4 separate regions of the Homo sapiens genome follow, and regions 1, 3 and 4 are each linked to region 2. Evidence: chromatin contacts called from ENCODE Hi-C or POLR2A ChIA-PET data. All regions are on one chromosome and are shown on one strand. Each heading gives the region's core, a stretch centred on a gene start or an enhancer-like site at or near the end of the contact. The rest is flanking DNA. Distances are from core to core; before and after follow the strand shown. Region 1 has its middle 83 kb from the start of BCL6. Region 2 holds the start of LINC01991 (long intergenic non-protein coding RNA 1991). Region 3 has its middle 31 kb from the start of LPP-AS2. Region 4 overlaps LPP (LIM domain containing preferred translocation partner in lipoma).

Region 1 (2,898 bases), core at 19-2,518, 150 kb after region 2:
TGAGCAGGCTTGAAGAAGAGGAGACTGTGAACTGAGCATATGTCTGTAGGAAGAGTGTGCCAGGGGAGGGCAAAGGACTAAAATAGGAGCACATCCTAGGAACAACAAGGAGGCCAGTGTGGCTGGAGCAGTGTGGTCAGCTATTGGAGTACCTGGGAGAGTAATGGGAGATAAGGTCAGAGAGGCAATACAGGGTGAGTCTTGTAGGGCCTGGTAGGCTATTTTGAGGACTTGAGTTTTTTTCTCAAGAGTAATGGGGTACCAAGGCAAGGATTTGAGTGGAAGTGTGACATTATCCAATGCACATCTTAAGAGGATTATTTTCACTACTGTGCTGAGAATATACTAAGGGGCACAGGATTGAAGCAGAGAGAAGCAAGGGTTGAAGCAGGTAGTAGGTGATCACAATATTCCAGGAAGAAATGCTGGAAGTTTGGATCAGAAGGATAGCTGCAGGTGGGGAAAAGCGATTGGATTCTGGATACGTTAAAAGTAGAGCCAGCTGGCCACAATGGCTCACGTCTGTAATCCCAGCACTTTGGGAGGCTGAGGTGAGTGGATCACCTGAGGTCAGGAGTTCAAGACCAGCCTGGCCAACGTGGTGAAACCCCATCTCTACTAAATATAAAAAAATTAGCTGGGAGTGGTGGCACGTGCCTGTAATCCCAGCTACTTGGGAGGCTGAGTCATGAGAATTGCTTTAACCCGGGAGATGGAGGTTGCAGTGAGCCGAGATTGTGCCACTGCACTCCAACCTGGGCAACAAGAGCAAGACTCTGTCTCAAGAAAAAAAATAAAAAAGTAGAGCCAACATAAGTCTTTTAAGCTTTTTGACCTAAAATCCATCTCCAAGGCCCTTTCTAGCCCTAAAATTCTTTGACTGCTCTAGAATATCATCATCATCTCCTCAAACCCCTCTGCCCAAGTGTGAAGAGAGAGGCAGACATTGTGCTACTTTTACACTTACAGATCGAAATTCTCTCAAGTGGCCTGAGGTTTCTGGGATGACGTTTGCTCGGTCTTATTTCATGCCTGAGTATAAATACAGCACACAAGAAAAGGTTGTCTTTCCCTCAATCAGAGGAACTGCCAAGCACAGATCCAACCCACAGGGACTATGGAGAGGCCGGAAATGTCAAAAAGAGAAGTATGAGCATGAAATTGTACTCCCTAATGAAACACCTGGCCCCTGAGAACAAAGTCCATCCTGTCACTGTTCTTGATTGACAGGTGTATGGTCTGTCACTTAGGCAACACCTCTTATCTGCCACTTGGTCTCCCCAGCCCAGTGATTCCCCTTCAACCTCCCCTCCACATTGTCACTAGACACACGATTCCTAAGAGCAGTGGAGTGGTCTCTGCACTGGCATTCTCAAAAGCCCTGCCCTTGCCCACGAGTACCTATGCTGTATCACACCTTTATGAAGGACCCTCTTCTTTAGAAAACCACCTCTTGCTCCCCTAGATCCCCCAGTCACTGGCAGAGGCCATCCAGGTGGGAAGAAGGGTGAATTCACTTTGGAGGAACTGCAATCTCTTGACCTCAATTCCACCTTGGCAGTTTCTGTGTGATACAGCCTTCTTCACTTCCTGCCCTAATTGCTGTGCAGTGTTACCATGGGCTGTTAAACAGCTGCCACCTTCTACCCCAGACCTAAATGCCATCCAAGGGCAGGTAAAAATATTTCTCTTTTCACAGAGATTGTTGGAGGAGTCTTCTAGAAGAAGCATGCTAGGAATTGTGCAGCATCCCAGGGGCCCGTCCAGTGCTCCTGGCCTGTCTGGCTCCCTTGCCTTGTTCTTTGGGGTTGGTCACCCTGCCAGCTCTCCTTCCCACAACCACCCCTTCTGTGCTTCCTTCTTAAAGTGTATGGGTGGGGCTGAGAGTTTTGTTCTGGAATCATGGAGGAATAGAAAACATTTCAGCTGACGGGGCCTCAGCACTCATTCCTTCGTTTAATAATCAGTGGAACCTGTTTCTTTCACCTTCCAGGTAAACCTGATCTGGAGTTGTATATAAAGTATACACAAGCAAAGCACCTTTGGTGGAAGACGGGTCAGGAGTCCTACTTTAATTGTCCTCCAACCACTCTCAGAGATTTGGAGGCCAAGATACCAACCCCATAAACTCCTAATTTTTTCAAACCTTTTCATTTTGCACCTGATGATCCTCGAGGTAGAAAGTCTTATCCCAACTCAGTCAGTCAAAAAAGGGCCTGGATTAGGACTCCAGTTTCCTGACATTCAGCTCAGTTGCTTTAAAGAGCTCAGGCAATTACTTCCTGTTGACCAGGTCTGACAAAAGAAAAAACAAAATAAAATAAATAAGTAACGTGATCAGGCGTAAGACTATCAGGTGCAAAGATCTCAGGGCTTGGCTGTAGAGCACTGGGACTGCTGGTGGCCATGGTACCAGAATTGCTCCTCCCAGCTCACCACAGCCAATGGCATTCCCCTCCTCTGGTCCACTTTCAGTGAGGTCATGTTGGCAGCTTGACATTGGCTGTGGTGGGAAATTAGCAAATACCACAAGAGGGGAGATCTCCATCCTCTCAAGAGCTGGTAATTAAACATTTTCCAGCACACCAGTGGCTTAGGGGTATGCAGTCCTGTCTACCAAGTCCTGAAATAGACCTTCTTGTGGAATATGAGATGTTCAGGGGCCAGGTGCAGTGGCTTGCACCTGTAATCCCAGAACTTTGGGAGGCTGAGGTGGGCAGATCATTTGAGCCCAGGAGTTCGAGACCAGCCTGGTCAACATGGTGAAACCCCATCTCTGCTAAAAAAAACAAAAATTACCTGGGCGTGGTGGCATACACCTGTAGTCCCAGCTACTTGGGTGGCTGAGGTACGAGAATCACTTGAACCCAGGAGACGGGGGTTGCAGTGAGCCACTGC
Region 2 (3,165 bases), core at 591-3,090:
AAATATGAAGCATAATCCAAACATGTAAAAAAGGATGACAAGTACTGTAACAAACATCCATCGTAGTGAAGTTTCACGCTGTTAGCTAAATATTTCCAGTTCTTTCCATTTCTGGGAACATGGTAGAATTGCACTCCTGGCCCTTGAGCAAGGTAAATCCAGGTGCTAGTCTGGGCCACTTAGCTGTGAAAGGAGACAGCGTGTGTCACTTCCAATCTGGAGCATGTAATTGCTCTCTCTTTCCTTCTGGTGCAGCTGCCAGCAAGGAGGTGGTGACTGCTCTGTCAGCCTTGGTCCCTGAGTGGCAACAACAAGCAGCACCTTCTGCCAACCTACAATGTATGAAATAAAAAAAGAAATCTTTGCTCTTTTAAGCCATTGAGATTTGGGGTTTCTGTTATTGCAGCAAAACCTAACTTATACTGACCCTTACATTCACATTCCCACCACCATGATTTTTTGAGAATGTTAACATTTCCTTATACCTGGTTCAGCTTTTTAAAGAAGCGAAATCCAAAAATAACTGTATCCTTTGTCGCTTGCCTCCTTCCAGCCCTTTTCCTTCCTCCCCAGAATAGCTACCGTCTCAAAGATGTATGCGTCTGTCCTGTCCATGTTTGGTAGATTTACTCCGTAAGTATGTGTACAACACAATATATAGTATTACTTCATGTTACTAAAATTTGCATGAATAATATTGATTATTCTAAAAATTGCTTTTGTATTCAACATTATTATTTTAGATGTATCAATATTGATACGTTAGTTTCAGTTCACTCACTTTAAATTTGATATAATATCCCTTCATATGAATGTATCACAATTTATAAAGCCTTTTCCTACTAATGAACTTTTAAATTACTTTTTTCTTTTAAAAACAATTCTCTTAAATACAAGGCTTTTTATGTAGGTATGCAAGAGCTTCTCTTGGTTGTATGCAAGAGCTTCTCTTGGTTGTATACCAAGAGTGGAATTGCTAAGATATAAGGTCTACTAAACCTCAAATTTGATAGATATTGCCAAATTTCTATCCAAAATGGCTTTTTTTCATTTACAGTCCTATCATCAGTGTCTACATGTTTTGTCATTGCTTTATCATGTCAAACATTTCATGTTGTCCGACTTTTAAAATTTTAGCCAATCTGATGGGTCTGAAATGGCATCTCCTAATTTTTTATTTTGCATTTCTTTGAGTATCAGTGAAGTTAAGCATCTTTCCATTTCTTTTAGGATTATTTCCTTTTCAGAGTTTTCCTTGTTGATATAGACTGATCATTTATTTCTATGTTTTTTTCTCCTTATGGATGTGTAGAATTTTCTTCCTCCTGTGTTCTGGGTACTAATCCAGTTACATAAATTGTAAGTGCATTTTCTGCATCTGTGACTTGCTTTTAATTTTGTTCTTTGCCCAGTTATCCTTCTCTCGCAAGCCATTGGCTGCCTGCTTGTGCACACACTTGATTTTTCAGATCATAGCAACTACATGGTAAAAATGGCTTGGAGGCGTGTTTTGAAAAACCTAGGTGAATAAATGTTGCTTGCTCTAAATATCTGTAGTAGGATATGGAATGTGTTTTTACAAGATAATCGGTGAAGGACCTGTTTTGCTTACTCAAGGATCTCATTTGCTAACACGATTGTGTGGTGAAAGCAAAAGAACCAGGTGTAAGTGGAAAAAACCTTAGTCATTAAGAGTTGTTTGGGCTGCTCAATGGTGAGTATCAGGGGTGACTGGTTTCCCCCTGCCATGATGAATCCTGGCATGATTTGCCTGGCTGTTTTGACATTTTGTAGACCTAGCATATGTGGGAGGGCACTTGAAAGACGTCTCATACTCAAGTGGTCTCTCCTCTTCCCATACACACCTTACGGATTCTTCACAGGGTGTGATGATGGGAAGCCTAGACACGCTTATCAGAAGGTAGGAAAAAATGGTGTCTTGGAAGTGCTTGTAGCTTTCCAATGAGGGGAGTCACTTTAAAGCTTTGTTTATCTTTCTGTGCCTCAGCTAACCCCAGAGGAAAATCTTAGCTCAGGACAGGAAGCTCAGAGCACCCAAAAGGATGACTACTGCAGTGCAAGACTATTTATGTCTGCCTCTTACATATCCCTCCGTGTTCTCCCCCAGGAGGCCTGGGCTGTGCTGCAGCTCCAAGGAGGCCTGCATATATCATCACTCCCTAGGAAACCAAGGGGTATGGCAGAAACCGAGCTCTGGGATCAATTATACTGGTAAAACTACAAAGGCAGGGGGTGAGCCAGAGTGTTGTGGCTTAGGAACAACTTGCTGAAAAAAGACTTGATGTTCCCAAGTAGAACCCTGTGGCCCCAGGGGAGGTGACCTCGGCTGTCTGGTCAACCAGCCAGAGTGCTAGGTCTCAGAAGCCAGGACACACCTTCCGTTCCAGTTGACTCACTTGAGTGGCAAATTCTTTTCTCCCTCACAATCCTCTCATCTTCAAAGGGAATTCATTAAGCCCCACCATGCCATCGGCACTTGGCCAGGTGTTATACTGGCCCATTAGGTGGACACAGGCCGTAGCCCCAGGGAGCATGCCAAATGAGGTGGAGGGTGGCAGCTGTGACCTAGTGACATCCCCTGAGGTGGTTTTGCAGCACCTTCTATAAACCCTCCAGCTGTTTCAAACTATTTGTGTGGGGCTTTCCACACAAGCTGTGTTCTCTCCCGTCCCCTTGCTTTAGTTCACTCTTTTCCTTTTGCTTGGAATGCTCTTCCACTCTATCTGTCAATGCACTCAAATGCCCACTCCTGGATGGAGACTTTCCTGGCAACCCCAGGCAGAATTAGCCACTCCCAATTCTGTGTATTCTCATAGCACTCTGTATCATTAATATAGCACATGCCAATCTGTGCTGGAATCATCTGCTTATATGTCTGTCTCCCTAATGGACTCTGAATTCCTTGAAGATGCATTCTGCGACTTATCCATCTTTGTTTCTTCAGCAAGAATTTGGTTGGTGCTTAGTAAATGTGTGCTGAGTTAAATGCAGAAAGGGACACAGCTCATGATTTTATCTGATTTTACCTTGTGGTATAACTGGAAGCAGGTCACGTCTGTCTGAGTTTTAGTTTCCTTTTCTGTAAAATGGGTGGGGGGAGGATACATTAGAAAATGGCCTCTAAGAGGTTTTCTGGCTCTACTG
Region 3 (2,986 bases), core at 249-2,748, 150 kb before region 2:
TTTTCCAGAAGACTGTTTTGGAAAGATGAAGAAATGAATTCTGCCATCAAATCCAGTTGTATCTTTCAGCTTGTTAATGCCACATAGAGCTTTATGCTTCTATTACCTGCACTAAAACACACCAGTGTCACTTAGTGAACTTTTTAATTGGCTTTTTAAAATAGTAATGTAATCAGGCTCCTCATGCACAAAAATCTGCAGACGGGCTGAAAGGGAAAATGTGAATCACAGTTTAAATACATGCTTTTCGACTGCTTTGTAAGACAAACAGATGTATTAATTAGCACATACTTTAGGGTATGTTATATACTTAAATGGAGGAAAGCGAACAGAATATCATCTCACCAGAGGCAATAAAGATTTGAGCTCTGACCCTAGAAACAAAATGGCATCTTGTTTTCAGAAATGCCTAGCTGTGAGAACAATGAGTCAGGGGCTTAGAGGAATGATCTCTGGATTTATGTAACAAGAAGGCTCTTGTTCAAGTGGTATATAAGAACTAGACCACAGCCTTAGTAATGTGGGGAAAGCCTTTTAAAGTAGATCCATATGAAGAAATTCAGTAGTCACAGAGCTAAGACATTTTCAAAGGTCTTTAGTAACAAAATTGTGCTAATGCCCAGGACTTAAGAATAAAAAGATTTAGACTGAAGGTAGAGGTGAGTCCTTGGTGTGCATTGTATTATGCTAAGTGTTATTGAAATAATTTAAAAAATGGCAGGGTCTGTACCATGTAGGAGATGACATTGAAGGGATCACATGGACATAATTATGGATTTAATGCAGCATATTTTTTAATGAGAAATTAGTGTTTTGTTTTTTTTTAACTGAAAGATCAAAAGAACTCTTTTCCTTAGAAGGAAGAAAATGTGATTCTTCCTTTTCTTGACCTTTTATGGCATTCATTCTTGCCCACCTTGGGCAGTTATTTTTGTATAGGTCTTGTCTTACTGGACTTCAAGAATGAGATAAAGGAAAAAGGACTATGTCTCATTTCTTTCTACTCCATCCCACACATAATGCTTCCCTAGTACACAGAGAATTCTCTGTATGTGTGTGCTGAATGAATGAATCATCAAAGTCAGTAAAGAAGACATAGGGCTCCTTCAAGTCCAGAAAGAATCTTCCCGTATCACTTTAGACGAAACTGTGTGAACTTGGCAAGTAAATGCACCTCTCTGGGGCTTCCCAGTAAAATGAAATGATGAAATGTTGGTAAAATAGGGAATGGTAAATTGGTTTCAACTTACATGCCTACTCAGTCAATTTCTCTGGACTCTAAGTCTGGATGCTCTTTTTGGCCGGATTGCACACTTCTGATATGAGAAGGCACGACCTTGCCTGGTGGGAAAGAAAGTGGCATATGGGAGCATTGTGTCTATGTCCTGCTCATCTGTAGGTTGCTGTATCTACGTTGTTTTAGAGAATGAGGAAGGAAATGACTTGTGAAAGTACAACATTAACAGAATGCAAACATTGTGACAGTCTTCACCTGACCTTTGATGTAGATATTTTCTTACCCTTTAGAAGATTTCCTAAAAGAAAAGCCATGTTTATCCAGTGCTCAGGTGACACTGAGCAGAGTAGGCTGTGGTATACGCTGGATTTCCAAATGCAGGCTGATGGAACCTCATGCTTTCACTGATAAGAACCACCTAAAATGCTTGTTTTAGGTATGGCTTCCTGAGTCCCACCCTACAATAAATTAATTAAAATCTTGAGACTAGGGTTCAGGAGGAATATTTATGCTAAGAAAATTTTCCAAGATGATTCTGACATGAAGCCAAAATTGGAAAGCACTGTTTTTCATGGCTGAATCATAGTCCAAAAGTATCTGAACAGGGTGAAACAAACATGATGAAATGTCAGAGACAAATGTAAATCCCTTAACTTTACAATAACAAGAACTGGGAAAACCTAGGCCGACAGCAGCATGTGTAATACAACTGCAGCTTCAATATTTGGTTGCCTGTAAGCTCTGGCTGAGCCAACTCTGAGATACAGCTTACCAAAACAGCGACAGTGGTGTTAGGCTGAAGGCATAGGAATATAATGACGAAGCAAAAGACAGCTCTCTTTCCTATTCTGTAGTTTCAGAAGACAGCTGCATTGTGTTCTTGATTTAGTAGGGGTAATTGTTATTTTTAGTAGCAATATAGAGTAGCTGTAGTAGTAATAACAATCCTTTATGCAGCACTTCATTATTTATAAGTTTATATTCAACATTTTATCCGCCCTAAATAAAAACTTCAATTTAGCTGTGTTATGCAATAGAGCCCATTGGTGGACACACTACTCAAACCTACATCTTTTATCCCCCAAGTCTCATGTCGTGTTTGGCAATGTGGAGAATTTACAGGCCAGGAGAGTAAGATAGCCGAAAACCATGCCATCAGAAAAAACAGAGTTCCTTACCCAGAAGAAGACTTCATAAGGCCTTGCCTGTTGTCACCGAAGGCCTGGTGGGTTTCCACAGGGAAGAGAGGGCAGACTTGTCACAGGAGGCCTCAGAGGACAGAACTTGACCAATGGTAAAAGTTACAGGGAGACATACCTTGGCCCACACCTTGACCCAAAATATTTCTTAATCATCAAAGTCCCCGAAAGATGAAACAGGCTACCTATAGGGAGATTTTGGAAAACTATGTACTAGGAATGGATGGGGAAGAATTTGGGGTGGGTGACTTCAGAGGTCTTAGAAGGGACCCTGAGTTGTGCAACCTGGGCCCATGCAACCTTCTGATGATTAGGGCTGCTGAAACAGCAGGGCTGAAGGCAGGAGTAGTGGGATAGAATGGCCTCAGGTGTGGGAAGCTGCCACTCTGCACCCAAGTGACTGAGAGCTTCACCTGTTTGCCCTGTGACCTGCACTGGAGAACCTCATACTTTAGCCTTAGCTAGCACATTGGGAGCAACCTGATATCCTGTATGCTTTGGGGAACCGCAGCCTTTCTCCTTTTACATGTGTTTAGTGAGCCTTGATTTA
Region 4 (3,158 bases), core at 454-2,953, 240 kb before region 2:
TACTTGGGATTCTGTGCTCTAACAGTAGGGCTATGCAAATAGCCTTTCAGCACCTGAGCCAGGGTCAGGAATAATGCGCCCTTGGGTCCTTTCAGGTCAATATACAGAAAGACATTGTTCCCTGGCTATGACTTCAGAGGTAAGAAAATCTACACCTATTTCATAGAGCCTGACCATCATCTTAAGAGCCTCCGTGACTCATTAAATATTAAATTCCGGGCCCCGGCTAGAGCACAGGTACCCTCAATTGGTAAACACAGCATGGGGAACAGGATAGAGTCAAAGAATAAAAGGAACTGTGCTTGACCCTTGGATTCTACACTTATTAACTATGGAATTTTGAGCAACTTACTTCCTTTTATCAAGGGTGCAGTTTCTTCATTTGTAAAATGGAAACGATAATATGTATACAGCTAGGTTCTTGTGAGAACAATCAAGTTGTGAGATTAAATATGAGGACGTGTGATTCCTACACGCAGGCTAACATGTTTAGAATAAATCCCCCCCACCCCGCCCCTAAAAGCCACCATGTTGAAAGGGTAGTATAAAAACTGCCCCATCTTCCTGGTAAAGTGATCTAAATCTGGATTTGTCAACAATTTTTTCTTTCTCTGTTGAAAATTGAGCTGTATTCCCCAGGCAAGTCATTACATCTTTTTGTGCCAAATTGTTTTCATCTTTTAAATGACCCAGTAATCCCACTTTGGGCAATATACATAAGGGAATAATCCAAAAGGAAAAAAGAAGGCAATTTGTTCAAAGATGTTATTCATAGTGCTATTTCTGGCTCTTTATATATCCCCCTATTATAGCACTTATCTCACTGTGCTGTAATTATCCACTCCCCTTCCATACGCCTCCAAATTATCTTTGAATCAATCCCCAGCACCTAGCACAATGCCTGGCATACAGTAAGAACTCAATAAATGTTTGTCAACTCAATGAATAGGTAATATAAAAGAAATTTTAGAAGAAACTTGAATGAGCAATAACAAAACACTGTTTTTAAGAGATTATGCTAATTATTTGAAAACCTGGTAACTACAGACTGCAAGAGGGGCGCATGAGAAAGCCTCAGAAATGAGTTTTAGATGACTTAGTGTATGATTTCTGAGCATCTCTGGGCTTAGGCTGATTATAGTATAAGATTGCCAGGGGATACACAGGAGGATGAGGTCACAAGCTAAGTTGCTTTGGCCTGGTGGCTAGAGGATGGGGCTTGGTCAGAATTTTGGATTCTCTACCTGATTCAGCCACTACCTAACTTCTCCAAGACCTGAAAAATGAAGTATCTGCAGGAAAGCCCAGCCTGTTAAAAGGAATTACAGGGAACTGCCAAAGGGCAGCAACTGTGAATTCAAATGTAAATGAAAAAAGAGGGCTGGTAGGTGCCCTTGGACCGCAGTCCAGTCCTCAAGACAAGGAGAGGCTTTCAAACCCCAGCTCTTCTGGGCTCCCACTGAGCCTTCCAGACCCATCTCACATGGAGATTGAAGATTCCTTACCAGGGAGTTTACAGGAGACAGAAATCTCTGCATGAACAGACAACACCATGAAAAAACAACATGTTAAATACAGCCCATAAAGTCAGCATCACTCTGAACGTTCCTCATTCTTGGTGGGAAAGAATGTTTTACAAAAATACCCAGGGAGAGCAAAGGAAGCTGCACGTTCTGCAGGGCTTATTTTGGGGCGTTCCAACAGCTCTCAGCTGGGAAGCCAAAGGCAGGAAGCCACCATCCTCTGTGCACTGGCCCAAAGCTCAAGGTTAGAAACTAAATGGGAGAGGGGTGAGAAACAGATACTCTTTGGTCTTGGAACGCCAGCTGCTTATCTGGGCAACCCCCTAGGGCACCTATTTTCATTTCCCTCTGAGTATCCCAGATTCCTGCCCATTTAGCTCAGCATTTCTCTGAAGGAAATCACACTTGAGATCCTATAGACGATCACTCCCAAACATGCCCCAAACTTACCTCTCCTGCCCAACTTCTATGCCCTAGTCAAAGTTACCACCACATCACACCTGAATTACGGTAAAAGTCTAGCCTAACCTTCTTGCTTCTACCCTTGACTCCCTTTTACTATCAGGTTCCCTCCACAGCAGCTGGAAAGATGCCTGTAACACATAACCCATCACATCTGGACTCAGGTCTAAGAAGCTCAGGTCTCTCACTTACCACCACCTGCTAGACCCTATTCTTTTCTCCTGCTTCTTCCCCTGCAGCCCACATCCTGCCAGCACATCAGTCTCCTTCTGTTCCTCAAACACAAACTCCTTCCCACTTCACAGCCTTGACCTTTGCATTGACCGTCTCCACTGCCTGCAGTGCTCTTCCCCCAACTTCTACAAGGTGGCCTCCTTGTCACTCAGATCTCAGCTTAAACATAACCTCCCAGAGTCCTTCCCCACTCACTCACAGTCAGAATGCCCTTTGTGACTCCTCCCTTGGGTTACTTATCAGTCCCTCTTGTTTAAGTGTTCCTTTATCTGCCTCCTTCACACACCTGCAGCAGCGTGTAAGCACCAAGAGATCGTTGTTGTGTGTGTCTTACTCTTTGCTCTAAATCGAGTACTGGGATAATGCCCAGAACAGTGCAAGGCACCTAAGTGGAAACTCAATAAAGATTTAATAAAATTAGATGAATACATGCCACGGATGGAAGAAGCCTGACAGATTGTATAAAAGGATAGTAGCCCTGCACTGTGGCTAACATCCTGGGCTTTGGAGTCAAATACACATTGGTCACTAATGCCTTTGCCCAAGAGCTATAGCGGTTTGGACAAGCTTTCTCACTTCTTTAGGCCTTAATTTTCTCAAAAGTAAAATGGGGATAATAGCACCTGCCTTGTGGGAGTGTTGGGAGAGTTAGAGACAGGATGCTTAGTGTAAAACTCAGCACAGCCTAAATGTTCACTGTCATCAACAGTAACCTCCTCTTTCAGGTGAGAAAAGTGAGACTCAGAAAGGGGCAGGGCATTGCCCAGATGAAACATTGCATTATGAGCAGAGTTAGGTGGGGTGTGGTGGCTCATGCCTGTAATCCCATCACTTTGGGAGGCTGAAGCAGGCAGATCACCTGAGGTCAGGAGTTGAAAACCAGCCTGGTCAACATGGTGAAACCCCGTCTCTACTAAAAATACAAAAATTAGTGGGGTG

Evidence for each region. Hi-C counts contacts between places; a loop is a spot of excess contacts on that map. ChIA-PET counts read pairs that join two places held with the same protein, here RNA polymerase II (POLR2A). Pooled maps may share reads with other maps.
Region 1: a pooled map shows a loop between it and region 2 (2.6-fold over the local background). The contact joins the enhancer-like site here to the promoter of LINC01991 in region 2. A Hi-C loop is called at or near these places in 2 of 37 single-sample maps with no recorded cell type and 2 of 50 pooled maps. POLR2A ChIA-PET finds 5 or more read pairs at or near these places in 1 of 52 experiments (MCF 10A).
Region 3: a loop to region 2 is called in a pooled map, with 6 times the contacts of the local background. The contact joins the enhancer-like site here to the promoter of LINC01991 in region 2. A Hi-C loop is called at or near these places in 6 of 50 pooled maps. POLR2A ChIA-PET finds 5 or more read pairs at or near these places in 4 of 52 experiments (BJ, K562, OCI-LY7 and 1 more).
Region 4: a loop to region 2 is called in a map of OCI-LY7, with 5 times the contacts of the local background. The contact joins the enhancer-like site here to the promoter of LINC01991 in region 2. A Hi-C loop is called at or near these places in 1 of 168 maps with a recorded cell type or tissue (OCI-LY7) and 1 of 50 pooled maps. POLR2A ChIA-PET finds 5 or more read pairs at or near these places in 2 of 52 experiments (OCI-LY7 and Panc1).

Annotation. Positions count from the first base shown.
Region 1 is chr3:187,827,466-187,830,363 of GRCh38, reverse strand. No RefSeq gene overlaps it. Among named protein-coding and RNA genes, the nearest start is that of BCL6, 83 kb to the right of the region's middle. Within about 2 kb of position 1,268, at least 3 of the 41 ENCODE cell types and tissues checked have a DNase peak (open chromatin) inside an H3K27ac peak, as active enhancers do.
Region 2 is chr3:187,975,082-187,978,246 of GRCh38, reverse strand. It overlaps LINC01991 (long intergenic non-protein coding RNA 1991), which reads left to right and starts at 1,840. Exons shown (of 3, transcript NR_135538.1): 1 at 1,840-1,921.
Region 3 is chr3:188,121,828-188,124,813 of GRCh38, reverse strand. No RefSeq gene overlaps it. Among named protein-coding and RNA genes, the nearest start is that of LPP-AS2, 31 kb to the left of the region's middle. Within about 2 kb of position 1,498, at least 3 of the 41 ENCODE cell types and tissues checked have a DNase peak (open chromatin) inside an H3K27ac peak, as active enhancers do; they include OCI-LY7, where a contact is called at or near this core.
Region 4 is chr3:188,216,427-188,219,584 of GRCh38, reverse strand. The region is part of intron 1 of LPP (LIM domain containing preferred translocation partner in lipoma); the gene reads right to left. Among named protein-coding and RNA genes, the nearest start is that of FLJ42393, 39 kb to the right of the region's middle. Within about 2 kb of position 1,703, at least 4 of the 41 ENCODE cell types and tissues checked have a DNase peak (open chromatin) inside an H3K27ac peak, as active enhancers do; they include OCI-LY7, where a contact is called at or near this core.